Regions from separate parts of the Homo sapiens genome. Here region 2 is linked to region 1. The links are chromatin loops, found by intact Hi-C in ENCODE. Cell type or tissue: PC-3. All regions are shown on one strand. Links, peaks and the distances in the headings refer to the core of each region. The heading gives the core; the rest is flanking DNA.

Region 1 (14,885 bases), core at 3,703-11,702:
ATGCACTGAACGAAGGTGCTGCTGCCCTCTAAGCCCAGCCCCTGTATGTTTGAAGTTCTCAGGCAGGTGGAGATACCCCAACATTCTGAGCCTGGGGTAGGGATAGAGTTGGGACAAAGGAAGTACTGAGTGAGGCTAAAGGGCTGGACCACATTCATTCCACAGGGCTAAGTGTTCATTCAAACTTGCACCGATCTCCTCTGCCTCTTCCCTACCCATTCCCCTATACCCTGTCAGGAAGGGGAGGCTGGCACAGAAAACCAGCCTGCCAGGAAGAACTCGGGGCAGGTTGGCTCAGAGCACTGGCAAGGAGAAGGGCATTGACTCAGCAGGGCTCCAAGCCAGCTCATTCTCTGGAATCTGAAACTGCACACCCAAGGGCTGACGTGCAGGCTGCCACTCATACACTTGGCCCCGTCAGCTGGGCCAGATGCCAGGACAGCAAATCCCTCCCAGCAGCAGTGGACAGGAAAGGGAGGGAGGAAAACCCCAGTGAGGAGTAGGTTCAGATGGTCACCGTCTGGCCTGTCCACCCCCAAGCCCCCAGCCTCTCTCTGAGTAGGGACACAGCTATCCCAGGCTATCCCAGAATGCAAGCTCCTCCTCTTCCCCACCTTCTTAAACTGAGAGAACTGATCAATTACTTCCCCAACCTGATGACCTTTTCATGATCTGATTTTCAGGGACTTCTTTGGAGCCATGTGTCCCACAGCACAAAACACATCACAGACCCAGGGTCTTAAGGGCACCTGCTGTGAGCAATCTACAAAAGAGTCTATACTGTCGCCTCAAGTTGGCTCTAGATTTTATTCTAAAAACTGCTCTTTATTTTTTATTTATTTATTTATTTATTTATTTATTTATTTATTTTTTGAGAAGGAGTCTCGCTCTGTCGCCCACGCTGGAGTGCAGTGGCGCAATCTCGGCTCACTGCAAGCTCCACCTCCCGGGTTAGTGCCATTCTCCTGCCTCAGCCTCCCGAGTAGCTGGGACTACAGGCACCTGCCACCATGCCCAGCTAATTTTTTGTATTTTTAATAGAGACAGGGTTTCACCATGTTAGCCAGGATGGTCTCGATCTCCTGACCTCGTGATCCGCCCGCTTCGGCCTCCCAAAGTGCTGGGATTACAGGCATGAGCCACCGCGCCCAGCCTATTTTTTATTTTATTTATTTATTTTTTTGAGATGGAGTTTCCCTCTTGTCGCCCAGGCTGGAGTGCAACGGCGCAATCTCCGCTCACTGCAACCTCTGCCTCCCAGGTTCAAGCGATTCTCCAGCCTCAGCCTCCCGAGTAGCGGGGATTACAGGTGTGCACCACCACACCTGACTAATTTTTTGTATTTTTAGTGCAAACGGGGTTTCACTATGTTGGCTCTGCTGGTCTCAAATTCCTGACCTCAGGTGATCCACCTGTCTCGGCCTCCCAACGTGCTGGGATTACAGGTGTGAGCCACTGTGCCTGGCCTAGCCTTTTTTTTTTTTTTTTTTTTGAGACAGAGTCTTGCTCTGTTGCCCAGGCTGGAGTGCAGTGGCCTCATCTCGGCTCACTGCAAGCTCCACCTCCCAGGTTCCCGCCATTCTCCTGCCTCAGCCTCCTGAGTAGCTGGGACTACAGGTGCCCACCACCACGCCCGCTAATTTTTTGTATTCTAGTAGAGGGGGTGGGGTTTCGCCATGTTGCCCAGGCTGGTCTCAAACTCCTAAGCTTAGGCTATCCACCACCTCAGCCTCCCAAAGTGCTAGGATTACAGGCATGAGCCACCACGCCCAGCCCTGTTTTATGTATTTTTTTTTTTTTTTCTGAGATGGGTCTCACTCACCCAGGCTGGAGTGCAGTGTCACAATCACAGCTCACCGCAACCTCAAACTCCCAGGCTCAAGTGATCCTCCCACCTCAGCCTCCCAAGCAGCTGGGACTATAGGCATGTGCCACCAGACCTGCCTAATTTCTGTAGATTTTGTAGAGACAGGATTTTTGCCGTGTTGCCCAGGCTGGTCTTGAACTCCTGAGCTCAAGGGATTCACTCGCCTCGGCCTCCCAAAGTGCTGGGATGACAGGTGTGAGTCACTGTGCCTGGCCAAAAACTGACCTTTAGAATGTGGCCTCTTACCCAGCAAAGACAAAGTCATCCTGATCAATTGTTCCTGGAGCACCTACTATATGCCAGGCACTGTACTGGGGCGATCACGGTGGGCAAGACCGGGTCTCCAATCCCAACGCGTGGGCTACTTTGGCCAACATAGTTAAAAATTGTTAAAATGACCAATTTTATATTATGTATATTTCTTTTTTTCTTTTTCTTTTTTTTCTTTTCTTTTCTTTTTTTTTTCTTTTTTTTGAGACAGAGTCTTGCTCTGTCGCCAAGGCTGGAGTGCAGTGGTGCAATCTCTGCTCACTGCAACTTCCACCTCCTGGGTTCAAATGATTCTCCTGCCTCAGCCTCCCGAGTAGCTGGGATTACAGGTGCCCACCACCACGCCTGGCTAATTTTTGTATTTTAGTAGAGACGGGGTTTCGCCATGTCCAGGCTGGTCTCTAACTCCTGACCTCAGGTGATCCGCCTACCTCGGCCTCCCAAAGTGCTGGGATTACAGGTATGAGCCACTGCGCCCAGCCTGTTATGTGTATTTCACTACAAATGTAAATGCCATTAAGCTAGGCAAGGTGGCTCATGCTTGTAATCCCAGTACTTTGGGAGGCCAAGGTGGGAGGACTGCTTGAGCCCAGGAGTTCAAGATTGGGTAACATGGCAAGACCCTGTCTGTACAAAAAATTTAAAAAATTAGCTGGGGCCAGGCTGGGCACGGTGGCTCATGCCTGTAATACCAGCACTTTGGGAGTCCAAGGTGGGCAGATCGTGAGGTCAGAAGTTCGAGACCAGCCTGACCAACATGGTGAAACCCGGTCTCTACTAAAAATGTAAAAATTAGCCAGGCGTGGAGGCGCGCGCCTGTAATCCCAGTTACTCGGGAGGCTGGGGCAGGAGAATCGCTGGAACCCGGGAGGCAGAGGGTGCAGTAAGCAGAGATTGCGCCACTGCACTCCAGCCTGGGCAACAGGGCGAGACTCTGTCTCAAAAAAAAAAAAAAATTAGCTGGGGCCCGGCATGGTGGCTCACACCTGTAATCCTAGCACTTTGGGAGGCTGAGGTGGGTGGATCACTTGAGTCTGGGAGTTCGAGACCAGCCTGGCCAGCATGGTGAAACCCCATCTCTACTAAAAATACAGAAATTAGCAGGCATGGTGGTGTGTGGCCGTAATCTCAGCTATTTGTGAGGCTGAGGTGGGAGATTCGCTTGAACCCAGGAGGTGGAGGCTGCAGTAAGCGGAGATCGTACCATTGCACTCCAGCTTGGGTGACAGAGCAAGACTCTGTCTCAAAAAAAAAAAAAATAGCTAGGCGTGGTGGCACATTCCTGTAGTATGAGCTACTTGGGAGGCTGAGGTGGGAGGATCATTTGAACCTGGGAAGTCGAGGCTCAAAGCTACAGTGAGCCAAGATTGCACCCCTGCACTCTAGCCTAGGGGACAGATCAAGACCCTGTATCCAAAAAATAAATAAACACACATAGAGACATAAAATATAAATATATATAATACACACAGAGACACATACATATGCAATACACATAAAGATATATATATACATATATGGAGAGAGCCACACTTACATACAGAGAGATACATATATATAACATACACAAACAGGCTGGGCAGGGTGTCTCACACCTGTAATCCTGACACTTTGGGAGACTGAAGTGGCAGGATTGCTTGAAATCAGGGATTTCAGACCAGCCTGGGTAACAAAGTGAGACCCCATCCCTCCAAAAAATAAAAGATTAGGGCTGGGCGTGGCGGCTCACGCCTGTAATCCTAGCACTTTGGGAGGCCGAGGCAGGCGGATCACCTGAGGTCAGGAGTTCAAGACCAGCCTGGCTGACATGGTGAAACCCCATTTCTACTGAAAATACAAAAAAAAATCAGCCGGGCATGGTGGCATCTGTAATCCCAGCTACTTGGGGGGCTGAGGCAGGAGAATCACTTGAACCCGGGAGGCAGAGGTTGCAGTGAGCCAAGATTGTGCCATTGTATTCCAGCCTGGGTGACAAGAGCGAAACTCCATCTCAAAATAAATAAATAAATATAAAAATAAAAAAATAAATAAAATAAAAAATTAGCCAGGTGTGGTGGTGCCTACCCGTACTCCCACACGTACTCAAGGAGGCCGATGCAAGAGGACAACTTAAGCTCAGGAGGTGGAAGCTGCAGTCTGCTATGATCGTACCATTGCACTCCCATTTGGGCATCAGAGTGAGACTCTGTCCCAAAAAAAAAAAAAAAAAAAAAAGAGGTCTGGCACGGTGGCTCAGGCCTGTAAACTCAGCTCCTCGGGAGGCTGAGGGAGGAGAATCGCTTGAACCTGGAAGGCAGAGGTGGCAGTGAGCTAAGACTGCGCCATTGAACTCCAGCCTGGGTGACAGAGCAAGACTCCATCTCAAAAAAAAAAAAGGCCGGGCGCGATGGCTCACGCCTGTAATCCCAGCACTTTGGGAGGCCGAGGCGGGTGGATCACGAGGTCAGGAGATCGAGACCATCCTGGCTAACATGGTGAAACCCCGTCTCTACTAAAAATACAAAAAATTAGCCAGGCGTGGTGGCAGGCACCTGTAGTCCCAGCTACTCAGGAGGCTGAGGCAGGAGAATGGCGTGAACCCAGGAGGTGGAGCTTGCAGTGAGCCGAGATGAGGCCACTGCACTCCAGCCTGGGCAACAGAGCGAGACTCTGTCTCAAAAACAAAAAAAACAAGAAACAAAACAACAACAACACACACACACGTATACGTAATACATAAGTGCATAAGTGCATAGATAGATAAAATACACTCACATAGAGACGTATTCTTATATATTTATATAATACACTCATGCAGGGTGAGATAATACACACTTTTTTGTACATCTTCTTTTTCTGACCCACTTAAGGATATATTGCACACATAACGTGTGCCTTTTGCCCTTTACTAAGAAAAAAAAGTGTTTATATAACCGTGGTACAGCTAGCAATTTCAGGAAATTTGACCCTGACATAGTACTGTTATCTAATCTATGGTCCATATTCCAGTTTCATCAATTGTGTCAAGCATGACCTGAACAGCTGTGGTTTGTGTTTCTGTTTGTTTTCCTTTGTTTTGGAGACAGGGTCTCACTCTGTCATTCAGGCTGGAGTGCAGTGGTGCGATTATAGCTCACTGCAGCCTCCAACTCCTGGGCTCAAGTGATCCTCCTGCCTCAGCCTCCTGAGCAGCTGGGACTACAGGCACATGCCACCACACCAGGCTAATTTTGGTATTTTTTGGTAGAGACAGGGTTTAGTTACATTGCCCAGGCTGGTCTCAAACTTGAACTCCTGAACTCAGGCGATCCTCCCACCCCGGCATCCCACAGACCTGGGATTACAGGCATGAGCCACTGTGCCTGGCCACAGCTGTTTTTTGTTTTGTTTTGTTTTTTTAAAAAAAACTGAGTCTCCCTCTTTTGCCCAGGCTGGAATGCAGTGGCATGATCTCAGCTCACCACAACCTCAGCCTCCTGGGTTCAAGCAATTCTCCTGCCTCAGCCTCCTGAGTAGCTGGGAATACAGGCACACGCCACCATGCCCAGCTAATTTTTGTATTTTTAGTAGAGATGGGGTTTCACTATGTTGGTCAGGCCGGTCTCGAACTCTGACCTCATGATCCTCCCGGATACACTATAATGTGCTAGGATTACAGGCGTAAGCCACCGCGCCCGGCCTCACAGCCATGTTTTTTATGAGCAGGACCCTATCCAGAATCATCCACTGCATTTCATTGTCATATCCTGTTGGTCCTTTTTTTTTTTTTTTTTAATCTGAGACAGGGTCGTTGTTATGTTGCCGAGGCTGGTCTCAAATCTGGACTCAAGCAATCTTCCTGCCTCAGCCTACTGAGTAACTGGGAATACAGGTGCATTCGCTATACCAGGCAGGGCACTGGCATTTTTTGAGACACGGTCTCACTTTGTCACCAAGGCTGGAGTGCAGCAGTGAGATCACAGCTCACTGCAGCCTCAACCTCCTGGGCTCAAGTGATCCTCCCACCTCAGCCTCCTGAGTAGCTGGGACAACAGGCATAAGCCACTATGCCTGGCCAAACACTGATATTTTCGAGATGTACACACCGGTTTTTTGTAGCACGTCCTCCATTTTGCATTTGTCTGATGCAGATGTTTCTTCCCCTTAAGGTGCCTGTTATGTATTTTTGGCAGTGATGTTGTGTCCTTCTCAGTGTATGATATCAGGAGGCACATGATATCTGTTTGCTCATTGGCACCATGAATGGTGCTAAGATTTAACTACATAAGTTGAATCCTAGATGGTCAATGCTGCAATGGGGTAAGCACACAGGCCTAGAAGAGTATAGAAAAGATGTCAATCCCATTAGGTAAGGATTCCTGGAGCAGGGGTCCTAAGACTGAGAGATGCTTGACAGAGTCCTAGACAAAGTGTACAGGAAATAGATGACTCAGGTTCAAGGAAGAGCATGAAAAATTCTCTCTGGCTTGAGACATGCAGGATTCTTCTCAGACAAGCCCACAAGGTTGTTAGGACTATGTAATGGCACATCGTGTCCAGTGACTGGCCTCTACCGCCCCCAGCAACTAACCACAGTCTTCCTGCCACACTGTACTCACATCCAGGTCACCAAGAAAGGTCAGCCCAAGAGCAGGACCTCAAACACTCAGGGCAGAAAGGATGACTCAGAATCTGGGCTGGTGCTCAGAAGGGAACGGGGTTGCCTTTCCACCCTCCCCTATTAGCTTTTCCCCATAATTCCTTCCAGTCTGGGAACTTGTACATTGCAGGGCAGACAGCTATGAAGTCACTAAGGAAATAATAACTGTAGCAGCGTACATTTATTTAGTGCCACCTTTACACCATCAGACACTTGTGTAATCCATTTTATCTCAACCTCAAGTCGGTCCCTGAAAGGAGATAAATTGAGCTTCTGAGACCTTTAGGAATTTGGACAAAGTCACACAGCTCAGAAGGGTCAAGATTTGAACCTAGGCCAGGCGTGGTGGCTCATGTCTGTAATTCCAGCAATTTGGGAGGCTGAGGTGGGCAGATTACCTGAGATCAGGAGTTTGAGACCAGCCAGGCCAACCTGGTGAAAACTTCTCTCTACTAAAAATACAAAATATTAGCTGGGCATGGTGGTGAGTGCTACCTCCCAGCTACTTGGGAGGCGGAGGCAGGAGAATCGCTCTAACCTAGGAGGCAGAGGCTGCAGTGAGCCAAGATCGCACAACTGCACTCCAGCCTGGGTGACAAAGCCAGAATCCATCTCAAAAAAAGAGATAAAAAAAAAGATTTGAACCTAGTTCTCTTTAGTTCCAAACCATTGAATCTCTCTTTCTGTCTTTTAAGACGGTGGCGGGGGAGGGCACGTGGGGTGGTGGTGGGATGTCTTGCTGTGTTGCCAAGGCTGGATTGGAACTACTGGGCCCAAGAAATCCTCCCATCTCAGCCTGCTCACTAGCTGGAATTAACGGTGCCCAAAACCGTGACCTCTTTTATTTTATTTTTCATTTAATTTTGTTGTTGTTTTGTTTTTGAGACGGAGTCTCACTCTGTCGCCCAGGCTGGAGTGCAGTGGCACTATCTCGGCTCACTGCAAGCTCCACCTCCTGGGTTCATGCCATTCGCCTGCCTCAGCCTCCCGAGTAGCTGGGATTACAGGTGCCCGCCACCAGGCCCAGCTAATTTTTTGTATTTTTAGTAGAGATGGGGTTTCACCGTGTTAGCCAGGATGGTCTTGATCTCCTGATCTCATGATCCGCCCGCCTCGGCCTCCCAAAGTGCTGGGATTACAGGCGTGAGCCACCGTACCTGGCCTATTTTTAAAGCTTGTCATTGTTTTGTAATTTACGATTTATTTATTTATTTATTTGAGACAGCGTCTTGTTCTGTCACCCAGGCTGGAGTGCAGTGGGGCGATCTCGACTTACTACTACCTATGCCTCCCAGCTTCAGGGGGTTCTTATGCCTCAGCCTCCTGAGTAGCTGGGATTACAGCTGCTGGCCACCATGCCCGGCTAATTTTTGTATTTCTAGCAGAGACTGGGTTTCACCATGTTGATCTTGAACTCCTGATCTCCAGTGATCCACCCGCCTCGGCCTTCCAAAGTGTTGGGATTACAGGCGTGAGCCATCGCGCCCAGCCTATTTTTATTTTTGGGAAATTATTTTTACAACAATAAGAAAAAGCTAGAGATAGATTCCCCCACTACCCCCCACCCCGAAAATTCCTTCTCTGTATATACCCGGTTTGACAACCGCGGCCCCGGGGGGTTTACCCTAGATAGCAGCGCCCTCTGGTGGTGAACTCGAGAGCAGCTGTTCTGGCCGCTCAGACGCGCTCCTTTCCCGCTGATCCCAGGCGCCTGAGAGGAAGTTCAAGGCCTCCTGGCGGCTGCCCGCCCGCTGTGGGAGGCTCGAGAAGACTGAGTAAATCAAGGGGGAAGTGGAGATGATGACGACGATGATGATTTTTGAGACAGAGTCTCGCTCTGTCGCCCAGGCTGGAGTACAGTGGCGCGATCTCGGCTCACTGCAACCTACACCTCCCGGGTTCAGGGGATTCTCCTGCCTTGGCCTCCCAAGTAGCTGGGACTACAGGCGCACGCCACCACACCCGACTAACTTTTGTATTTGTAGTAGAGATGAGGTTTCACCATGTTGGCCAGGCTGGTCTCAAACTCCTGACTTCAAGTGATCCACCCGCTTCAGCCTCCCAAATTGCTGGGATTATAGGCGTGAGCCACTGCACCCCGGTTGAGACAGTCTTGCTCTTGGCCCAGGCTGCAGTGCAGTGGCGTGATCATAGCTTACTGTAGCCTCAAATTCCTGGGCTCAATCAATTCTGCCATCTCAGCATCCTGAGTAGCTGGGACTACGGGAACATGCTACCATCCCCAGCTAATTTTTAAAAATGTCTGCTGGGTGCAGTGGCTCATGCCTGTAATCCCAGCACTTTGGGAGGTCGAGGCGGGTGGATTACGAGGTCAGCAGATGGAGACCATCCTGGCTAATGCGGTGAAACCCCATCTCTACTAAAAATACAAAAAATTAGCCAGGCATGGTGGCAGGTGCCTGTAATCCCAGCTACTAGGGAGGCTGAGGCAGGGGAATTGCTTGAACCCTGGAGGCGGAGCTTGCAGTGAGCCGAGATTGCGCCACTGCACTCCAGCCTGGGCGACAGAGCAAGACTCTGTCTCAAAAATAAATAAATAAATTTTCTAGAGACAGGGTCTTGCTTTGTTGCCCAGGCTGGTCTCAAACTCTCAGCCTCAAGCAATTCTCCTGTCTTAGCCTCTCGAGGCACTAGGATTACAGGCATGCACACCACAACTGGCCAATGCTGTCTTTTGAAGCTCCTGACTGGGGCCAATTAGCTCTCATGTCAGGGGTGTCAATGTTCTGAGACAGGCCGGGCACAATGGCTCACGCCTGTAATCCCAGCATTTTGGGAGGCAGAGGTGGGCGGATCACCTGAGGTCAGGAATTTGAGACCAGCCTCGCCAACATGGTGAAACCCTGTCTCTACTAAAAATACAAACAATTAGCTGGGCTGATAGCAGGTGCCTGTAATCCCAGCTACTGGAGAGACTGAGGCTGAAGAATTGCTTGAATTCGGGAGGCGGAGCTTGCAGTGAGCTGAGATCGCGCCACTGTACTCCAGCCTTGGCGACAGAGCGAGACTGTCTCAAAAAAAAAAAAAAAAAAAAAAAAAAAACTGTTCAGAGACAGGCGCAGTCTCTCTGGGCAGTTAAGCATTCCAGATGGGGGCAGGGGTGCCTTGGAGTTTCCAGGAGGCCCCTAAAATGGCAAAGGAGCTGAAAGTGGCTCCCAAGGGGTTCAATGTATTCTGGAGTGCCCGGGAACCTCCTCCCTCTCTCTTTTCTTTTCTGACTCAAGCCTCAGCCTGGGACAGGGTGGGAGAGAGAAGGGTCACATTTTCTACCATGAACACCCAGGGTATTAGGAATGTGGGGGAGGAGGGAAGTTGTTTAAGAGGTCTAAGAGCATCTTCCTCACCCACGCAAGCAAAATTCCTTTTCTTTCTTTCTTTCTCTTTCCTTCTTTCTTTCTTTCTCTTTCTTTCTTTCTATTTCCGTCCCTCCCTCTCTCTCTTTCTTTCTTTTCTCCCCTCTTTCTCTCTTTCTTCCTTCCATCCTTCCCTCCCTCCCTCCTTTCTTCCTTTTTCTTTCCTTCTTTTTCTTTCTTTCTCTTTCCCTCCCTCCCTCTTTTTCTTTCTTCTTTTCCCCCCTTTCTCTCTTCCTTCCTTCCTTCCCTCCCTCCCTCCTTTCTTTCTTTCTTTCTTTCTTTCTTTCTTTGTCTCTCTTTTCTTTCTTTCTTTTTTTTTTGACAGAGTCTCGCTCTGTCACCCAGGCTGGAGTGCAGTGGCGCGATCTTCGCTCACTGAAACCTCTGCCTCAGCCTCCTGAGTAGCTGGGATTACAGGTGCACAGCACCATGCCCGGATACATTTTTTAGTTTTAGTACAGATGGGGTTTCGCCATGTTGGCCAGGCTGGTCTCCAACGCCTGACCTCAGGTGATCCGCCCACCTCAACCTCCCAAATTGCTGGGCATGCAGGCATGAGCCACCGTGCCCGGCCCCTTTTCTTTCTTATACCTCTCCCCACTGGCTAGCTAGGCAGGAATACTCTTCAGAAATTCTTGGTCTGCAGGGAGCTTGAAATCACCTTTCAATCTTTCCATTCAGTGAAAATTTATTGAGTGTCTACTGTGTGCTGAGCACCTGTGGTGGGATTCTGAGTAGCTGGGATTACAGGCGCCCACCACCACAGGCTGGAGTGCAATACTGCACTCTCAGCCCATTGCAACCTCTGCCTCCTGAGTTCAAGTGATTCTCCTGCCTCAGCCTCCTGAAGAGCTGGGATTACAGGCGCACGCCACAATGCCCAGCTAAATTTTGTTTTTTTTTTTTGAGACGGAGTCTCGCTCTGTCACCTAGGCTGGAGTGCAGTGGTGCGATCTTGGCTCACTGCAAACTCCGCCTCCCGGGTTCATGCCATTCTCCTGCCTCAGCCTCCTGAGTAGCTGGGACTACAGGCACCCGCCACCACGCCCGTCTAATTTTTTGTATTTTTAGTAGAGACGGGGTTTCACCGTGTTAGCCACGATGGTTTCAATCTCCTGACCTCGTGATCCGCCTGCCTTGGCCTCCCAAAGTGCTGGGACTACAGGCGTGAGCCACCGCGCCTGGCCAATTTTTGTATTTTCAGTAGAGACGAGGGTTTCAACATATTGGTCAGGCTGGTCTCGAACTCCTGAACTCAAGTGATCCGCCTGCCTCAGCCTCACAACATTCTGGGATTACAGGCATGAGCCACCACTCTGGCCGCAATTTCCAATCTCCTTTTCTCTCTCTCTGTCTCTCTCTCTCTCTCTCTCTCTCTCACACACACACACACACACACACAAACACACACCCCTCTGCTTCCATCATAACACCTTCTATAACTCTGACCCTCCTACCTTTCTCTTCTTTTTTATTTTGAGACAGAGTCTCTGTCTTTCAGGCTGAAGTGCAGTGGTGTGATCTTGGCTCACTGCAATCTCTGCTTCCTGGGTTCAAGAGAAGTGATTCTCATGCCTCAGCCTCTGGAGTAGCTGGGACTACAGGCATGCACCACCATGCCTGGCTAAATTTTTTGTGTGTTTTTAGTAGAGGAAGGGTTTCACCATGTTAGCCAGGCTGGTCTCGAACTCCTGGCTTCAAGTGATCTGTCCGCCTCAGCCTCCTAAAGTGCTGGGATTACAGGCGTGAGCCACTGTGCCAGCCATAATGATTTTATGTTATGAGACAGGGTCTCACTCTGTTGCCCAGGCTGCAGTACAGTGGCTCAATCATGGCTCACTGCAACTTCGACCTCCTGGGCTCAAGCGATCCTCCTGCCTCAGCTTCCCAATGTGCTGGGATTACCGGAATGTGTCACTGCACCTGGCCAATAATCAGGTTTTTATCTTGCCTTTCTTCTCTAAAAGTGTCACTGGAAAACCAGATAGTACATAAGAAGAAGTATCTTGCATAAAAAAAAAAAAAAGAATTCAACTAACAAATAAGGACGAAATGGCCAGGCGTGGTGGCACAAGCCTGTAATCCCAGCTACTAGGGAGGCTGAGGAAGGAGAATCACTTGAACCTGGGAGGCAGAGGTTGCAGTAAGCTGAGATTGTGCCACTGCACTCCAGCCTGGGTGACAGAGCGAGATTCCATCTCATAAAAAAAATTAAATAAGTAAATAAAGAAGGAAGAAACACAAGAGATATGACATCACTATTTTGTAATCTCTAAGGAGTTAATTCTCGATGGCTACTGGACTGAGGAAAGGAGGCACAGCCAAACATCACAAGCCTCCTAGTGAAAGAACAGAACGCCATCAGTAGTCATGTCAAAGTAATCAAATCTGAGTCTGACCCCAGTTCTAGAAGCAACCGCCAATTTGCAGGGAATACCAAGGACAGAAGAACATCCTGAACTAACTACACAATGAGTGTAGGATCAGCAACATTTAGACCATAGGAAACACTTCAGGACAAGCAGCCAATTGTGCGATCCTTTTTTTTTTTTTCCTTCCTTCCTTCCTTCCTTCCTTCCTTCCTTCCTTCCTTCCTTCCTTCCTTCCTTCTTTCCTTCCTCCTTCCCTTCCCCTCCCTTCCTCCCTTCCTCCCTTCCTCCCTTTCTCTCTTTCTCTCTTTCTTTCTTTCTTTCACAGGGTCTCACTCTGTTTCCCAGGCTGGAGTGCAGTGATGTGATCACAGCTCACTGCAGCCTTGATCACCTGGGCTCGAGCGATCCTCCCACCTCAGCCTCCCCAGTAGCTGGGACTACAGGTGCATGCCACCATACCCAGCTAATTTTTGTAGTTTTTGTAGAGATGGGGGGTCTCACTATATTGCCCAGGATAATCTCGAACTCCTGGGCTCAACCGTTCCTGCTGCCTCGGCCTCCCAAAGTGCTGGGATTACAGGTGTGAGGCACCATGCCCAGGCATGCAATGCTTCTATTGTAAGGGAAAGGGAGGGATGGAGAGGAACCTGTGAATTAAAAGAGGCTTAGGCCGGGCGCGGTGGCTCACACCTGTAATCCCAGCACTTTGGGAGTCCCAGGTGGGCAGATCACCTGAGATCGGGAGTTCCAGACCAGCCTGGCCAACATGGAGAAACTCCATCTCTACTAAAAATACAAAAATTAGCCGGACGTGGTGGCGCATGCCTGTAATCCCAGCTACTCAGGAGGCTGAGGCAGGAGAATCGCTTGAATCTAAGAGGCAGAGGTTGCAGTGAGCCAAGATTGCACCACTGGACTCCAGCCTGGGCAACAAGAGTGAAACTGCATCTCAAAAAAATAAAATTAAAAATAAATAAATAAATAAATAAACAGGCTTAGGCCGGGCGCGGTGGCTCGTGCCAGTAATCCCAACACTATGGGAGGCTGAGGCTGGTCGATCACAAGGTCAGGAGATCGAGACCATCCTGACCAACATGGTGAAACCCCATCTCTACTAAAATACAAAAAATTAGCTGGGCATGGTGGCTTGTGCCTGTAGTCCCAGCTGCTCTGGAGGCTGAGGCAGGGGAATCGGTTGAACCTGGGAGATGGAGGTTGCAGTGAGCCAAGATCACGCCACTGCACTCTAACCTGGTAACAGAGCAAGACTCCGTCTCAAAAAAAAAAAAAAAAAAACGGGCAGGGGGAGCTTAAAAGACATATCATTTTCTTTTTGAATGGGCAAGACTAAACTCCAGTGTCTACAGATTCACATTTGGATAATAAAACTATACATGTGCAGTGGCGCTCACCTGTCTCCCAGCTACTCAGGAGGCTAAGGATCATTTGAGCCCAGGAGTTCCAGGCTGCAGTGAGCATTGATTGCACCACTGCACTCCAGCCTGAACAATACAGTGAGACTCTGTCTCGAAATAAATAAATAAGCAAACAAACAGAAACCTACACAGGGCCGGGCGTGTTGGCTCATGCCTGTAATCCCAGCACTTTGGGAGGCCGAGGCAGGTGGATCACCTGAAGCCAGGAGCTCAAGACCAGCATGGTCAACATGGTGAAACCCCATCTCTACTAAAAATACAAAAAATCTGGTCATGGTAGCGGGCACCTGTAATCTCAACTACTCAGGAGGCTGAGGCAGGAGAATCATTTGAACCCAGGAGACTGCAGTGAGCTGAGATCATGCCACTGCACTCCAGCCTGGGCAACAGAGCGAGATTCTGTCTCAAAAATAAATAAATAAATAAACAAACAAATAAATAAAAGTCACAAAACAGTGGTTACTTAGGGAGTGAGGGGCAGCTGTGACTAGGACATAGTCCACGGAGGCGCTTCTGGGGTAGCTGGCAAGTGCAGTTGGTTGGCCCGGGTGGAGGCGACGATGACCTTCATCTCAGCACTGGGTTTCTGAAACTTAGCACTCTTGACATTCAGGCCACATAATTCTTGGTCCTTGGGGATGGCCTGTGCATTGCAGGGTGGTTAGCTACATTCCTGGCCTCCGCCCTCTAGAGGCCAAAAACACCCGCCTCCTCATTACCCAAAAGTGCTCCTGGATATTGTCAAACATTCTCCCATGGGGCAAAATCACTCCTGGTTGAGAACTACCCCCTGGAGGAACTCCTTAAACTATACATTTGTGGGGTTTTTTGTTGTTGTTGTTGGTTTTGTTTTGTTTTTTGTTTTTGTTTTTTACTTTTAATTGCATTTATTTTAATGCTGAATTTACTCCCATGCCATAAGTTTTTGTTTCTTCAGTTTCTTCTGGG
Region 2 (14,885 bases), core at 2,887-10,886, 100 kb before region 1:
CCTTATAAGAAAGCCCAGAAACACTCCATATTCTCTAAACCACCGAACTAGGCATTACAGGTGTGCAGTAAAAGTAGGTGAAAACACGTTAACAATATGTCCTTGATTTTCCTCCCACCACAAACAAGCTATTCCACAGATTTCCGTATCAATTTCCCTGTCTGGAAGACTCATTCATGACTAGAGGCAATCCAAATCTATAGGAAAGAAGTCTGCGTGATTTACTTTTCTGGGGAAGGGAGGAGGTTTTACACATACGCTCTCATTGGTGGCAAGCAGGTGAAATGCATACAAATTGCGATGCCATCGGGCTGAGCTCACATGCTATAAATACAAGGACGCACGTATGCGAAGGTATAAGCTCACAGGCACACACGGCCGCAGGGCCAGCTTCACAGGTGAGCAACTCGTGCAATTGTACAGAGCCCCGCACTCAGGGGCCCTGAGCTTGGTTTAATGCTGTTATCGCTGCCATGACATTCTTAGTTTTTTTTTTTAACAAGAGGCCCCTTGTTTTCGTTTTGTGTTGGGCCCCACAAATTCTATAGCTGGTCCTGCACACAGCACTAGGCTCCACATCTGTAGAGGCAGAATGTTTGAATATAATAAGATCACAAAACCAGAGCAGCATCTGGATTCTCTTCAGTGAATTAGGCCAGGCTTCATTCTTGCCGCTTTCTAAACCTCCCCATTTAAAGGACACAAATAAATTCAAATTTAGGGCTCAGATTTTGTATCTAAACAGTTAAACAGACTCATATGATTCTAATCTACACAAAAGGGAAAAAACCAAAGCATTTCAAAAGTTTCTGCAGATTTTCCTCAAGGTTTGGATTGCCAATTCATGACCACCATGACCAGATGTTAGAATCCATCAAGACAACCACCAAAATGGCTGCTGAACTTGAAGATGGCACACAGAAAACAAATGTAAAGTGTTACCCTGGAGAAAACTATCTCTAACCAGACTCTCCAAAGGCAAAAAATGGGCTTTTGTTGTCCTCTGGATCGGTTTGGTTTAGCAGTACAAGGGTAAAAATAACCCGCTTAACGGCCTCAACAAGTCATGCCTATTCCAACTCTTTTGTTTAAAGGACATTAAAATTATGAGGCTATAGGAAGAAAAATTTTTAATGAAAAACAAGGTAAAATTATTTTACAAAAAATTTAAAGATCTGAAGGACATATTTATTAATGGCTCTGCACATTGGTTGAAGGCAAGAAAGCCAAGTGTCCAAAGTTTACATCTAGAGCCTCACCCTCTTTGTCCTCTCCTGAAATGTTTCAGAACGAAACTGACACTTTGTACAAAACAGGAGAATCATCAGTGCAAAGAAATGAAGAACGGAAATATGAGGGATCAGTACAATTTACTTTTAGAGTATGTACTCCTGTGGGGCAAACTGAAAAATGATCACAGCCAAGGGACAGTTGTACAAAGCGGCTTTATTTAACCCTTAAAAAGTAAAGCAGTTCCAAAAATGCAGCCGCCCTGAGGCCATGTTAAAAAGCCATTTGTTTCAAGAGCAGCAGCCATTCAAGGACCACCAACCCTTGTCTCCACTTTGATGAAAATGCCACATAGTGTCAAAATAGTGACTGAAGAGGCCCCAAGTTGATTTCCTACCAGCTATGACTACCACCTAATAACCTTTAAAAAATAAAAGACTCACAATAATTAATTCAAAACAGCTGCAACCATGTTGCCGAAATTCAAGTCCCAGTTGCATGGGAAGTTTCTAGTCTGTGTCCATAAGACGCTTGGATCAAAAAGCTGTAATTGCAACCCAGAAACCAAGCAAATCCAAACCAAACTTTTTCCCATGGCCATAACCACTTTAACAAAAAGAGAGGTTTAGAAATTAGGACTTTTTCCACGTAACAGTCTAGTCTAGAAATAGCACACCTGACTCAATCCTTTGTATTAAAAATTTGCTTAAAACGTTCTCCCTCTTTTTACCTCAAGTGGTATCATCATTTAGCAGTCACCCGGGGGTCCAGCATGAGTAGTGCTGTCCCTGAGATCATCAGTAATGCCCATCCTCCTCACAAACTCATAAAATTCCAACCTCTACCCTGAGAGACCATCCATTAAGTGTTAAGGGATCTGCAATAGCTGCTAATTCATACTTTCCTATAGGAAAATGGAGCCTTTAAAAGACCACCTCCCTTTTGGTTCTACAATAGCAAAGCAAAGATTTATTTTATGTAGTCAGTACAACTATCGACAAGAATGTGAGGGCAAAATTTGTCAAGTAAACAGTCTGGTCACATTCCATGAAGTGAAGTTTAACGAGCAAACCATCCAGAGCAGATCACACAGTCAGGACTCAGGGGTAGAGGTGACAGCTTGGCAGTAGCAGCAGTCTTACAGAAACGGCACTCACAGTTATTAATAAAAAATACGGTTGCTCCTCCCCCTGTGTAAACATGGATGGAATTCATGGAATCCCAAGAGTAGGCTGCTAAGACAAATTCTACTGCAGCTTAAAACATCAAAATATTGAAAAAACTAAGACATTAAAAAATCTAACACCAACTGTTATCTACCTCTATTTAAAATGCTCTAAGAAATCATTTTTGACCAACATTTAAGTGAATTATTAAAAAGACTGCCTTATTCTTAAAACACATCAGGAGGATAAGCAGATGAGCAACCCAAAAAGAACTCAGGCGGTCCCTGGGAGCTACTGTGACCTCACTCTCCTGCACAGACCTTTAGCCAAATGAGTATTTGTTTTTGTGTTCCCATTTACTGCTCAAGTCTGAAAAAGAAAAAAAGAGGGAATACAGTGCCGAAGCTTCACTGAAGAGAATTCACATGTTATAAGACCTATATATTTTTTTTTAACAGGAGTTGGGGGGACTTGAAAGTCAGGCATGTTGTCAAACATTCTTCATCTCATAACGGTCAATTCTCAGGCTGCCACTCTATTGGGCGAGGGGAGTGCACAGAACACATGCACACTCTTTAATATAAAGACACCTTGAAACATGGCAAAATAATTATTCTACACACCTACTTGGCTTATGGACATGTTAGGAAATGACTGAGCCCACGCTCCTCAATTGCGTGGCAATAACAGAACGTTACTGCTTCCCTAACACCAGAGACCACACGGGGTAAGCCAGACAGGCTGCACTGCTGGGGCTCAACCTAAGTATTCATACATATGAACGCTTTAGCATAACAGGCCTTTCTAAAATGCAGGCTGCGGCCAGGCCTGTAATCCTAGCACTTTGGAAGGCCAAGGCAGGCAGATTACCTGAGGTCAGGAGTTCAAGACCAGCCTGGCCAACATGGTGAAAGCCCATCTCTTACTAAAAATACAAAAATTAACTCGGCGTGGTGGTGGGTGCCTAATCCCGGCTACTTGGGAGGCTGGGGCAAGAGAATCACTTGAACCCAGGGGGCAGAGGTTGCAGATCACACCACTTCATTCCAGCCTGGGCAAAAGAGCAAGACTCCATCTCAAAAACAAAATAAATAAAATACAGGCTGCATTTCCAACAGAGGAAAATATGAAGAAGCAAGTAGACTGGGTAGGAATATCATTTAAATTGAAAATACAGTTCTGCCTAATAGACCCACAATGCAAATTATCTCCAGGAGCCAAGATGGAGGTTTTCTACTGGACTACACTTGCCCTCTGGGCCTTAGTTTTCTGTCAGATGCAATTTGAAATTTACTTAAAGTGGTGTATTATACTAACAGAAGGATTAAGTGCTTAAAAGAAATCTTTGCTTACACAAGTTGAACTGACTGCTGCTAAACTTCGGATCGACTGAGGGTAAACTACATCCCTGACCTTCCTTTCTTCCTCAACCTGGGCTCTATTTACTCACTGCAGGTGCAGCTCAGTCCTGCTCTGGTGGCACTGCCCCACCTGGGTGCTGCCGGCTGCCTGGTGAGGTCAAGAGAAGCAGCCCAGCAAGGAGCTTCCTCCACTCATACAGGACTTGGTCTCAAACAAATGTAGCACGACACTAAGTTTAAAAGCCTAAGATCGCCTTTTCTCACAGAAATCTTTATTTTTTCCACCCAGTCCTTATGGTCAATCACTTTAAGATGTGTATCCCTTTACCTGTCAGGATACAACCTGGGGAGCTGTGGCCTGTTAAGTCACTTTCAAAGGCATAAATGACCAGTTTACTTCCTATGTGGATTTTTAATAGGAAATGCTAGAATGCTGCTAAATGCTAAAATTAAAGCTGGAGAATATGCAGCTGGTATGAAAGATGGGGAAGAGGATCAAGAGTGAGGGAGGAGCATGTGAGACAATCTCCCCCCGGAGTATCCTTAGAAAAAAAGCTCCCCTCTTGGGCCTCTCAAAGCTAGCTACTTTAGTTCTGAGAGGCTGCAATTAGATAGTGCTATAATGACAGAAAATTTCAGTTGAGGACAACTAATTCCAGTTCTTGTTCTACTCATTTCCTGAAACAAGGCTAAGATTCATCAGACCTTAAAACACAGACTGATAAAGAGTGCTTAGGTTACAACAGCCCAGATCTCTGTGTTTTGGAATTGAGACTAATACTTTTAGGGTTGTAAGTGCCTCTATCTGCCAGTTCTTCCTATGTATAAAGTCTTCAAAACACTTAAAACTTATGCGCAACAAATTTCAAGTAAATATTTCAGATTTAAACTAACCACTTAAACATTTTTTGTACACCAAAACGGGAATAAAAACGTCTTTTTGAAAGCACGTAATAAGAAGAGTATTTCTTAAGAAGTCATATGTATGTAAACACAGTAAATTTCTTTAGACCTCACATACTGAATATAAGCATTATCATAAAAAGATTACCTTTCTGAGTCACTTTACCCACAATCCTATACCGCTAATAATTTAATTAAACAGCAAAGTAATTAATTTAACCAGTACAGGGGAGCTCTAAACAAGAACATTTTAAGGCTCATTAAAAATAACTGATTTACTGCACACCTGTAATTCTAAATTACACCACCAAAAATACACTGAGAGGGCTGAGCCCAGGCATTCGTAGCAGTATGCCAGGGGAATATGAGAACCAGTTTGGAAGTATCCCAATCAACCACCAGGCTGGCTCCACACTTAAGAGTGCAAAATAGTGAATTGAGGTGAACTGCTTCTACATCCAGAAACACCATGGCTGCTGCTGCTACTACCAGCTTTAAGGTTTCCCAAACCGAATTACTGAATGGTAAAGCAGTAAAAATGTCACCTACTTCATCCAGCATGTCCCAAAACTGGTTCACACACTCCTAAAAATGAAAAAATAATTTGGCCTGCAATCTCTTACAAAATTCTAACAATTGCATTTTCAAAGCCACATTCCTGGTTCTTGGAACTACTATACCTTATTATCAATGGAAATAGCAATTCAGCGGTTCAACCAAATCACGAGAACACAAATTTGGAGGTTATTCCAAAAGCTAATTCGAATGAGGCCCAACTGTACTGTACAGAAATTCTAAGCTTCTATTGAAGCAGCAGTCCCAAAAACCAAGAACACTGCATCTGGGATGCAGCATGACACACCCTCAGACAAAAAGAAGAAACTGCACTCTTGCCCTAGGAGCATTGGCAGGAATGATTTGGCTGATCAAGGCAGGCACATCAATCTCACACCAAAACGTTTTTCCATCTGTGTTATCTGGAGAAATGCCACGTGGGAGCAGCACGCGTGACTGTACGGAGAGGTTCACAGTGCCTAGTGCTTCTTGCATGTCATGGTCAAAATAAGGGATGGGACAATGATGGCAGTGCCATTCATAATTTCAAAATCCAATGCAGGGAGCACCAGTACACATACCAAAATGGCCTATCCACGGGGCATCTCTGTCACTGAAATGTTAAATCATTTGACAAATCAAGCTCACATCTCTTTTCATAATGAATGCTCCAGAAAACCAATACCTTTCAGTCATGCAAAGACTCCATGAAGGGTAGTTTGAGTCTAGGTCGGGGTGCGGGGAGGGCGCCTCAAGGCAATATACAAATTGTTCTCTACCACGGTGTTGTCTAACCCAGGGCTGAGCAGTCTCTTTAGTCCTAAGTGCCACCAGCAGGGCCAAGAATCAGGAAAGAAAGGAAGACGATAGCAGCACAGGAGGGAAGAAGGAGAGAGAGAGGACACCACAGTGTGCACGGGGGTGAGGATCACAGAGGCAGGCCTCCTCGGGCCTCCTGGTGGCAGCAGAGCTTGGCTGCTTCCCCTGCCCTCGGCTGGAAGGTGGACACCTAGGCTATGACAATCCACATCCTAAGGCACCGCGTTACAAAGCAGATACCTTATTTTGAGCTCTCCAATGGCCAGTCTACTCTATTTTTTCCCAGAGGGGAAAAAGCCTAAAAGTTAAAATACAAGCTAATGTTTTATAGTTTGGAATCTGAGAAGCATAAGGTCCAGCTACCACATTTTGATCCCAGGAAGACATCCACAAAATTTTAAACAAGCTATCTTCCTGTGAAACTTAAAAAGCTTAAAAAAAAAAAAAAAAGGAAAGAAAGGAAAAATCTCTCCCACCTAACGTGCAAAATTCAAAAAATTTCAACACGAAAAGGCTCCCCGGAAGCCTAATCGAAGCCTTATTAACCATACTAAGCCAGTAAAATCATCTGTAGGCCAAAGGACCATACAAACCATCCTGTTTGACACACAGGGGTATGACCACAAAACAAAACAAAACAAAAAAAAAACACAAAACAAAAAAAAAAAACTGAGGTGGGGTAAGGGGGCTTCACTCTTAAGCCTGGAAAGAACATGCTCTACCCAGAGCCGCTTCCACTGACCAAAAATAACCAAGGAATTAGCCACAGAAAAGATGACACACCAACCTTCTCACCCTACTCAATCACCAGTACCATTACCTTTTTCTTTAACCAGGTCTTTAAGTGACTGCCATTTCACATCAAAAGGTATGTTTGTAATGAAGGCTCTGTATCTTTTAGTTGGATTGGCATATGGCTCAAAGCGATTGCCTCCTCTTTTTATGTTTTTCTCCTTCCTCTTCTCATTCTGAGCAGGTCGTTCTCCTTCACTGAATTCGAGAGAGAGGAAAAAAAGGTAAAGGGTTTATATGTCAGCACAATGTGAAAGATAATTATTTGATTTGCCAGGTTTACAATTCCACACAAAGTTACATATGACACAAGACTAGTATTGGTCAGATGCGGTGGCTCACACCTGTAATCCTAGCACTTTGGGAAGCCAAGAAGGGGGGATCATTTGAGGCCAGGAGTTCAAGACTAGCCTGGGCAACATAGCAAGACCCTGTCAAAACAACAAAAAAATATATATAAAACTTAGCCAGGTGTGGTGGTGCACTTGCAGTACTAGCTAGTAGGGAGGGTGAGATGGGAGGATCACTTAAACTCGGGAGTTCGAGGCTCCAGCAAACTATGATCACCCTACTGCACTCCAGCCTAGGGTGACAGAGCGAGACCCTGTCTCAAAAAAAGCAAAGACAAGACTAATGTTGGTTTTGAATTAAGACATTCAAACTCAAGGCTCCACAGGGCAGAAAGCATTCCCAAGGAAAGGTACACCTTCCTGGGCTCACAAAATACTCCTACGGACAGTAACAGAGACAATGGTGAGGCCAACTCCCTGACCAAGGTGTGTTAATTCCAAGACAGAAACAGGAGAAGAGAGGGATGATTTCTAAGACTTCATAGAATGGAAATATGAGGTAGTACACATAGGCCCATCCAATTTTAGCTTCACAAATAAGTGTCTTTCATAGTGTTAAAAAAAAAAAGGGGGGGGGGGCATAAAATGATGCAGCCGCCATGGAAAAGTTAGGTAGTCACTCAAAATTAAACACAGAATTACTATGACCCAGCAATTCCACTGCTAGGTATACACCCAAAAGAATTAAAAGCAGGGACTCATACACATATGCCAATGTTCATAGCAGCACTACTCACACAAGCCAAAAGGTAGAAACAACCAAGTGTCTACCAATAGATGAATGGAATAAACAAAACACGGACTATCCATGCAATGGGATATTATTCAGCCACAAAAAGGAAGGAAATCCTGACAAAGGCTACAACATGCATGAACCTTGAGGGCATTATGCTCAGTGAAATAAGCCAGTCACTGAAGGCCAAATATTGTATGATTCCACTTATTAAATACCTATAATAAGCAAATCCATACACAGAAAGTAGAACAGAGGTTACCTGGGCCTAGGGGGAGGTAGAAATGGGAAGTTATTAAATACTGAGCATAGAATTTCATGTGGGATGAGAATAAAAGTTCCAGGAATGTGCAGATTGCTGCAAAACATCATACTTCACTGCACACTTAAGATGGTTAAAATGGTCTATTTTATGTATATTTTAACCACTTTTTAAAAATCCAGAAAGGTGGAAAAGAAACCACTCCCTACACAATCCTACTACTTTGAAGCTGGGAAACTTGGGTCTGAGCAACCCTGGGAGGTGGAAGACAGCATGCAGACAATCCCACCTTTGGCAAAGAAGGGTGGCTGCTTTTCTGGCACGGCCTTCCCATTGCACTCTTTACCTTTGTGTGCTAGGTGCCACCACACTGTTAACACTAACCATCTCTAGGTAGCAGCCATCAGGCTTGGAAGCCCGGGCACTGGCTGACAGGGCGCTTTCCTCAGCTGCCAGCTCAAGCGCAACCCCTCTGACTACAGGGAGGCACAGATTAGAGCTGATCAGGAACAAGTGAGGAGCCAGAAGCCACCTCAAGTTTCTTAAGCAACTGAGCCTTGCACCTTCTGCTTCCCCAGCCCTGTGTGTCCCGCCAGTGAGAATCCAGTGACTCCCAGACCACGGGCTCTACTACAGAATTTGTAATCCATGACAAAACCGGAAAAAAAACCAAAAAGCCAAGACTACAGTATTAATGATTTATAAAAGTATCTTTAACTGAAGAGCCGATCTTTATTCTGGGATGTAACTTTCTTCCGTGGAAGAAACACCAGATAGTAGCTGGAGAAGCTACTATTTTAAAATGTTATTTAGTTGAGGCCAGGTGTGGTAACTCCCATCTGTAATCCCAGCACTTTGGGAGGCTCAGGCAGGTGTATCACTTGAGGTCAGGAGTTCAAGACCAGCCTGGCCAACATGCTGAAACTCCATCTCTACTAAAAATACAAAAATTAGCTGGGCGTGGTGGCACATGCCTGCAATCCCACCTCTCAGGAGGCTGAGGCAGGAGAATCGCTTGAACCCGGGGGGCGGAGGTTGCAGTGAGCTGAGACCGCACCACTGCACTCCAGCCTGAGTGACATAATGAGACTCTGTCTCCAAACAAACAAACAAAAGTATTCACTTGAGACCAGGTATGGTGGCTCACACCTATAATCCCAGCACTTTGGGAGGTCAAGGCAGGAGAATCTTACTTAAACCCAAGAGTTCGACAAATAAGACCCTGTCTTTATTTTTAAAAATAATAATAATTATCTGAGTGTGGTGTTGTGCACCTGTAGTCCCAGCTACTCAGGAGGCTGAGCTGAGAGGATGGCTCCAGTCCAGGAGGTCAAGATTGCAGTGAACTATGATTGCACCACTGCACTCCAGCCTGGTTGACAAAGCAAGACCCTGTCTCAAAAATAGTAACGTATTTACTTGGAAAAATTTTAAAGTCAGCAACTTTGTGTAGTCCCCAAACACAAGAGTGCCAAGTGGTATCCCAGCAGAGGTATCACTGGTGTGAGCCACACCCAAATCAACACAAGGTAAAACCAAGGAAAGCAGCTTCCTCTGTGATCTCTCAACTATACCAATACACAATCAACAGGCTTCCCTTCCCACGGGCTGGCAGATAAGGTGATGTTATGGCAGCTCCAATCCCTAGATGCCTAGAACGCAATCTACCTGAGTCCACAAGACTGGCTTCACACCACAAAGCAGGTCCCACAGGAGACCTACAACTGTTACCCAGGCCACTTGTCTACTCCAAAAGAAAGTCCTTCACCAAAGTCTGCCAAACAAAATCTATCTGCCAAATCATCTCCTACTCTTTCCTGGAAAATGACGACGACTGTGTTAGAAAAAATCATAAAACATAACAGAATCTACACATCATGGTCCACCAGAGGATTCACAGATGGAAATGAATTTTAATATTGTTACTTTTGAAGTCCCAAATACTTTAAGATTTACAATAAAAAACATTCTGACAGAGTCCATGATGAATTATTTCCAGTCTTTCACCAGACTGCTTAAGCTCACCTATAAACTACGAAATGTATAAATAAATAATTACAGCCAAAGCAGGTAACAAAGTGTCTAACCTATATTCCACAGGTGCATACCATGGCTACGAATAAACTATCCAATCTAACCACAGAAGCTGAGCATTTGGTTTGGGGTTAATCCACATCACATGACTCACCATTGAGAAAGCGGCTCTCACCATGCTTAATGGGCACAGCACCTCTGCAAACAAATCCTTCCCTGGCTAATCATTCCCTCTGAGAGGTTTCCTCAGTAAAGAGATTAGAACTATCTCTTGTCATTTCCAACTTTTAAAAAATTGACCTTTTTGGAAATCTACCACCACCAACTAATTCTTGACAGACTTGTAGAGAATGACCCTCAAAGAAATATCATTCGAGACACATATTCAAGCAGACTGGCCATGGTGGCTCATGCCTGCAGTCCCAGCAGTTTGGGAGGCTGAGGTGAGCTGAGTGCTTGAATCCAGGAGTCTTGAGACCAGCCTGGGTAACATGGCAAAACCGTGTCCCTACAAAAAAAATACAAAAAATTAGCCAGGTATGTTGGTGCACAACTGCGGTCCCAGCTATGCAGAAAGAAGACAGTCTGGCTCCAGGAGGTCAAGGGTACAGTAAGCCATGATTGCACCACTACACTCCAGCCGGGGGTAACAGCGGGAGACCCTGTCTCGGCAAGGGAAGGGGAAGGGGAAGGGGAGGGACATATTCAAGTTTAGATGATGTGATAGTATAAAAGTGATGTCCTGAAAAGCTCTTTTTTTAACATGTCCAATCCTATTTTCTCACTATCTTCAGGACAAAATTAGGGGAAGATTCTTCTCTAGTCCATGTATATGTATACGTACATATAAAAACTTAACTCTGCAAGTCTTTTTAACTTTTGGCTGGGCGCGGTGGCTCACACCTGTAATCCCAACACCTTGGGGGGCCGAGGCGGGCAGATCACCTGAGGTCAGGAGTTCAAGACCAGCCTGGCCAACATGGTGGAAACCTGTCTCTAATAAACATACAAAAATTAGGCCAGGCACGGTGGCTCACGTCTGTAATCCCAGCACTTTGGGAGGCCGAGGCAGGTGGATTATCTTAGGTCAGGAGTTTGAGACCAGCCTGGCCAACATGGTGAAACCCCGTCTCTACTAAAAATACAAAAATTAGCTGGGCGTGGTGGCAGGCGCCTGTAATCCCAGCTACTCGGGAGGCTGAGGCAGGAAAATTGCTTGAACACAGGAGGCGGGGGTTGCAGTGAGCCGAGATTATGCCATTGCACTCCAGCCTGGGCGACAAGAGTGAAACTCCGTCTCAAAAACAAAACAAAACAAAACCAAAAATTAGCCGGGCATGGTGGCGGGTGCCTGTAATCCTAGCTACTCGCTACTTGGGAGGCTGAGGCAGGAGAATCACTTGAACGGGAGGCGGAGGTTGCAGTGAAGTGAGATAGCGCCACTGCACTCCAGCCTGGGCAACAAGAGCAAAACTCCATCTCAAAAAAAAAAAAAATAATAATAATAATAATTAATTAAATTAAATTAAAAATACGATTAATGCCTGTAATCCCAGCACTTTGGGAGGCCAAGGTGGGCGGATCACTTGAGCTCAGGAGTTCAAGAACAGCCTGGGCAACATGGTATAACACCATCTCTACAAAATATTAGCTAGGCATGGTACCATGTGCCTGTGGTCCTATTTACTCAGAAGGCTGAGGTGGAAGGATCGCTTGAGCCCAGGAGCTGGAGTTGCAGTGAGTAGAGATCGTACACTGCACCCCAGCCTGAGGGACAAGAGTGAAACTCCATCTCAAAAAACAAAAAAACCCTAATAAAAAGATTGAGTGCCTAATCTGCAAAAGACCACCACCAAATAGTGACTGCCTACCCTCTCTTAAGGTCTCCATGCAGTTCCCATGCGTAACACTCACTACTTTTGGAGTTTCTAATCAAGGAAAGGGTGCAGTTTGAAATGGCAATCCCAATACCCTGAAATTGTGATCACATCTCCTGAGGGACAAGGACCCCTCTGCCCGTGTGAGAACCATCCCTTATATAAAGTGATTCTTCACAGAAATCCCTCAAGTCCTGCGCTGCTCTAATGCATGTAAGGTGTGGAGAGCACTATTCACAGCACCATTCCAGCTCCAAGGCCACCACTGAACTACCCACATGACTCAAGCTCTTTCTGTCTCTAGCGCTTTACCAGCAAAACCAGCGCAACCTGTATGCATGGTAGCTCAGAGGGACACTGTGACAATCAACAAAGAATGGCAAAACAAAAAGCAGCTCATCTAGGGAAGCAGTACTGCATGTGGCTAAGAGCTGGGGTCACCATGTCGTCACTAGGCCTCGGTCCTATGGAGGCTACTACCTACACGCTTACAGCTTTAAAAGAGACTCTTAGGCCGGGCGCGGTGGCTCACGCCTGTAATCCCAGCACTTTGGGAGGCCGAGGCGGGCGGATCACGAGGTCAGGAGATCGAGACCATCCCGGCTAAAACGGTGAAACCCCGTCTCTACTAAAAATACAAAAAATTAGCCGGGCGTAGTGGCGGGCGCCTGTAGTCCCAGCTACTTGGGAGGCTGAGGCAGGAGAATGGCGTGAACCCGGGAGGCGGAGCTTGCAGCGAGCCGAGATCCCGCCACTGCACTCCAGCCTGGGCGACAGAGCGAGACTCCGTCTCAAAAAAAAAAAAAAAAGAGACTCTTAGCACACAGTGAGGCAATGATGTATTTTTCTACCAATAATTTTATTGAGAAGGGTAGAGAGGGGGACTGATTCACTCCTAGCCTTCTACTGTTCAGGCTTTAAAACTAGCAAACCAGAGCCAAGGCTGAGAAAACCTAGGCATCATAATCATTACAGACTAGCAAAGGGACAATTTAGCTTTCAACCCTATGACTGCAAAATATGGTAATGGGGAAGTCCATTGGAGAACCCCCCCTCCCAAAAAAACAAGCAAGCTAATCTTTGCAGGCTAGTATCTCTTTCCCTAACCAGAATAAAATCAAAGAGCTGAGTGAAAGCAAAGGCCTGGCAGCATGCATTCAAATAATCCAAAACCCTGTCTTCTAATCTTGAGCTCACAATCTGACGTGTCTCCAAAATCCTTTTTGAATAAACAATCACTCTTTAAAGTACAGCAAACACTCAAATGCATTGTATAGAGAATCTGATTTAAATAAAACAATTCAAACGGCTGTTTACTGAGTGGTTACCAAGGTAGTATCATGAAAGCAGCAAGCTGCCTGGGAGTCAGGAGGGCCTCCCCTGGAGTCTTTAGGTCAGGTTCCTGAACCTGGGTTTAAGTGTTTAAAACGAAAGTTTTCTTGATTGTCAAATGGAGTCAACTCTAACAGTACCTCCTCAGGAATCTACCCTAAATATATATTTTTATTTTTATAAATAACCAATCCATCTGTTTCTTATTCACCCACAAAATTACTCAGGAAGGGGCCAGGTGTGGTAGCTCACGCCTATAATCCCAGCACTTTGGGAGGCCAAGACGGGCGGATAACGACGTCAGGAGATCGAGACCATCCTGGCTAACAGAGTGAAACCCCATCTCTACTAAAAAAAAATATTAAAAAAATTAGCCAGGCATGGTGGCGGGCGCCTGTAGTCCCAGCTACTCGTGAGGCTGAGGCAGGAGAATGGCGTGAACCCGGGAAGCGGTTCACGGAGCTTGCAGTGAGCTGAGATCGCGCCACTGCACTCCAGCCTGGGCAACAGAGCGAGACTCCATCTCAAAAAAAAAAAAAAATTACTCAGGAAGGGGAGCAGGTTAAGTCATTTATTTTATATATGATACTACATTTAAAAAAATTTTAAAAACCTATACATTCCCCTAAAATGAACTTTTTTTTCCCTGACTATACCCTAACTCTGAATCTTTGCTGACTTTAATTGGAACAGACTTCTCATCAAAATTAAGCAAATCCTATTCTCACACCCAGGAGAGAAGTAACTGCAAAACAAGATTTCCAACCTGGGTTCCCAGATCAAGCTTGCTAGCTCACTGCATTTGTGGTCTACTGCACACTCCACTCCTGGTAGAGAAAGAATTCCAAAGAACCAAGTTTCTATTTTTCTCCTGTCTCTCAAAGGCTTTCAAGATAAAAATCCAAATTCACTGCCCATCAGCTGGCTGCCAGTGCTCCAACCTTAAAACTCTATAGCAACTTCAGTGTTCTTGTTTGTTTGTTTGTTTGAAGAAGGAGTATCGCTCTGTCGCCCAGGCTGGAGTGCAGTGGCCCAATCTCGGCTCACTGCAAGCTCTGCCTCCCAGGTTCACGCCATTCTCCTGCCTCAGCCTCCCCAGTGGCTGAGACTACAGGAGCCCGGCACCACGCCCGGCTAATTTTTTGTATTTTTAGTAGAGACGGGGTTTCACCGTGTTAGCCAGGATGGTCTCTATCTCCTGACCTCGTGATCTGCCCGCCTCGGCCTCCCAAAGTGCTGAGATTACAGGCGTGAGCCGCCGGGCCCAGCCTGTTTTGTTTTTTCTTTTTTTTGGTAGAGACAGGGTTTCACCATGTTGCCCAGGCTGGTCTTGAACTCCTGAGCTCAAATAGTCCTCTCACCTCAGCCTCCCAAAGTGCTGGGATTACAGGTGTGAGCCACTACACCCAGCACAACTTCAGTTCTCGATAAAGCATACACTCAAATCTCTGCTCTTTGGATACTCTCTTCC

What was found. A loop is a pair of places that touch in the nucleus more often than their neighbours do. Peaks named below come from ENCODE experiments on the same cell type or tissue, not always from the same donor. Only the 100,000 strongest peaks of a DNase experiment are listed, where the experiment ranks them.
Region 2: it touches region 1 in a loop (4-fold over the local background); 17 of 110 quality-filtered maps call a loop at or near these places.

The regions. Positions count from the first base shown.
Region 1 is chr19:8,347,647-8,362,531 of GRCh38, reverse strand. No RefSeq gene overlaps it. Among named protein-coding and RNA genes, the nearest start is that of ANGPTL4, 9.1 kb to the left of the region's middle. RefSeq lists an enhancer at 8,324-8,403. In PC-3, for the core only: CTCF peaks have their summits at 6,666 and 8,401 (motif pointing left); DNase peaks (open chromatin) are centred at 6,701 and 8,441; H3K4me3 peaks cover 465 bases; H3K27ac peaks cover 1,079 bases.
Region 2 is chr19:8,447,544-8,462,428 of GRCh38, reverse strand. It overlaps HNRNPM (heterogeneous nuclear ribonucleoprotein M), which reads right to left. Exons shown (of 16, transcript NM_005968.5): 2 at 6,855-7,024. Among named protein-coding and RNA genes, the nearest start is that of HNRNPM, 10 kb to the right of the region's middle. In PC-3, for the core only: a CTCF peak has its summit at 6,153; a DNase peak (open chromatin) is centred at 10,358; H3K4me3 peaks cover 912 bases; H3K27ac peaks cover 1,193 bases.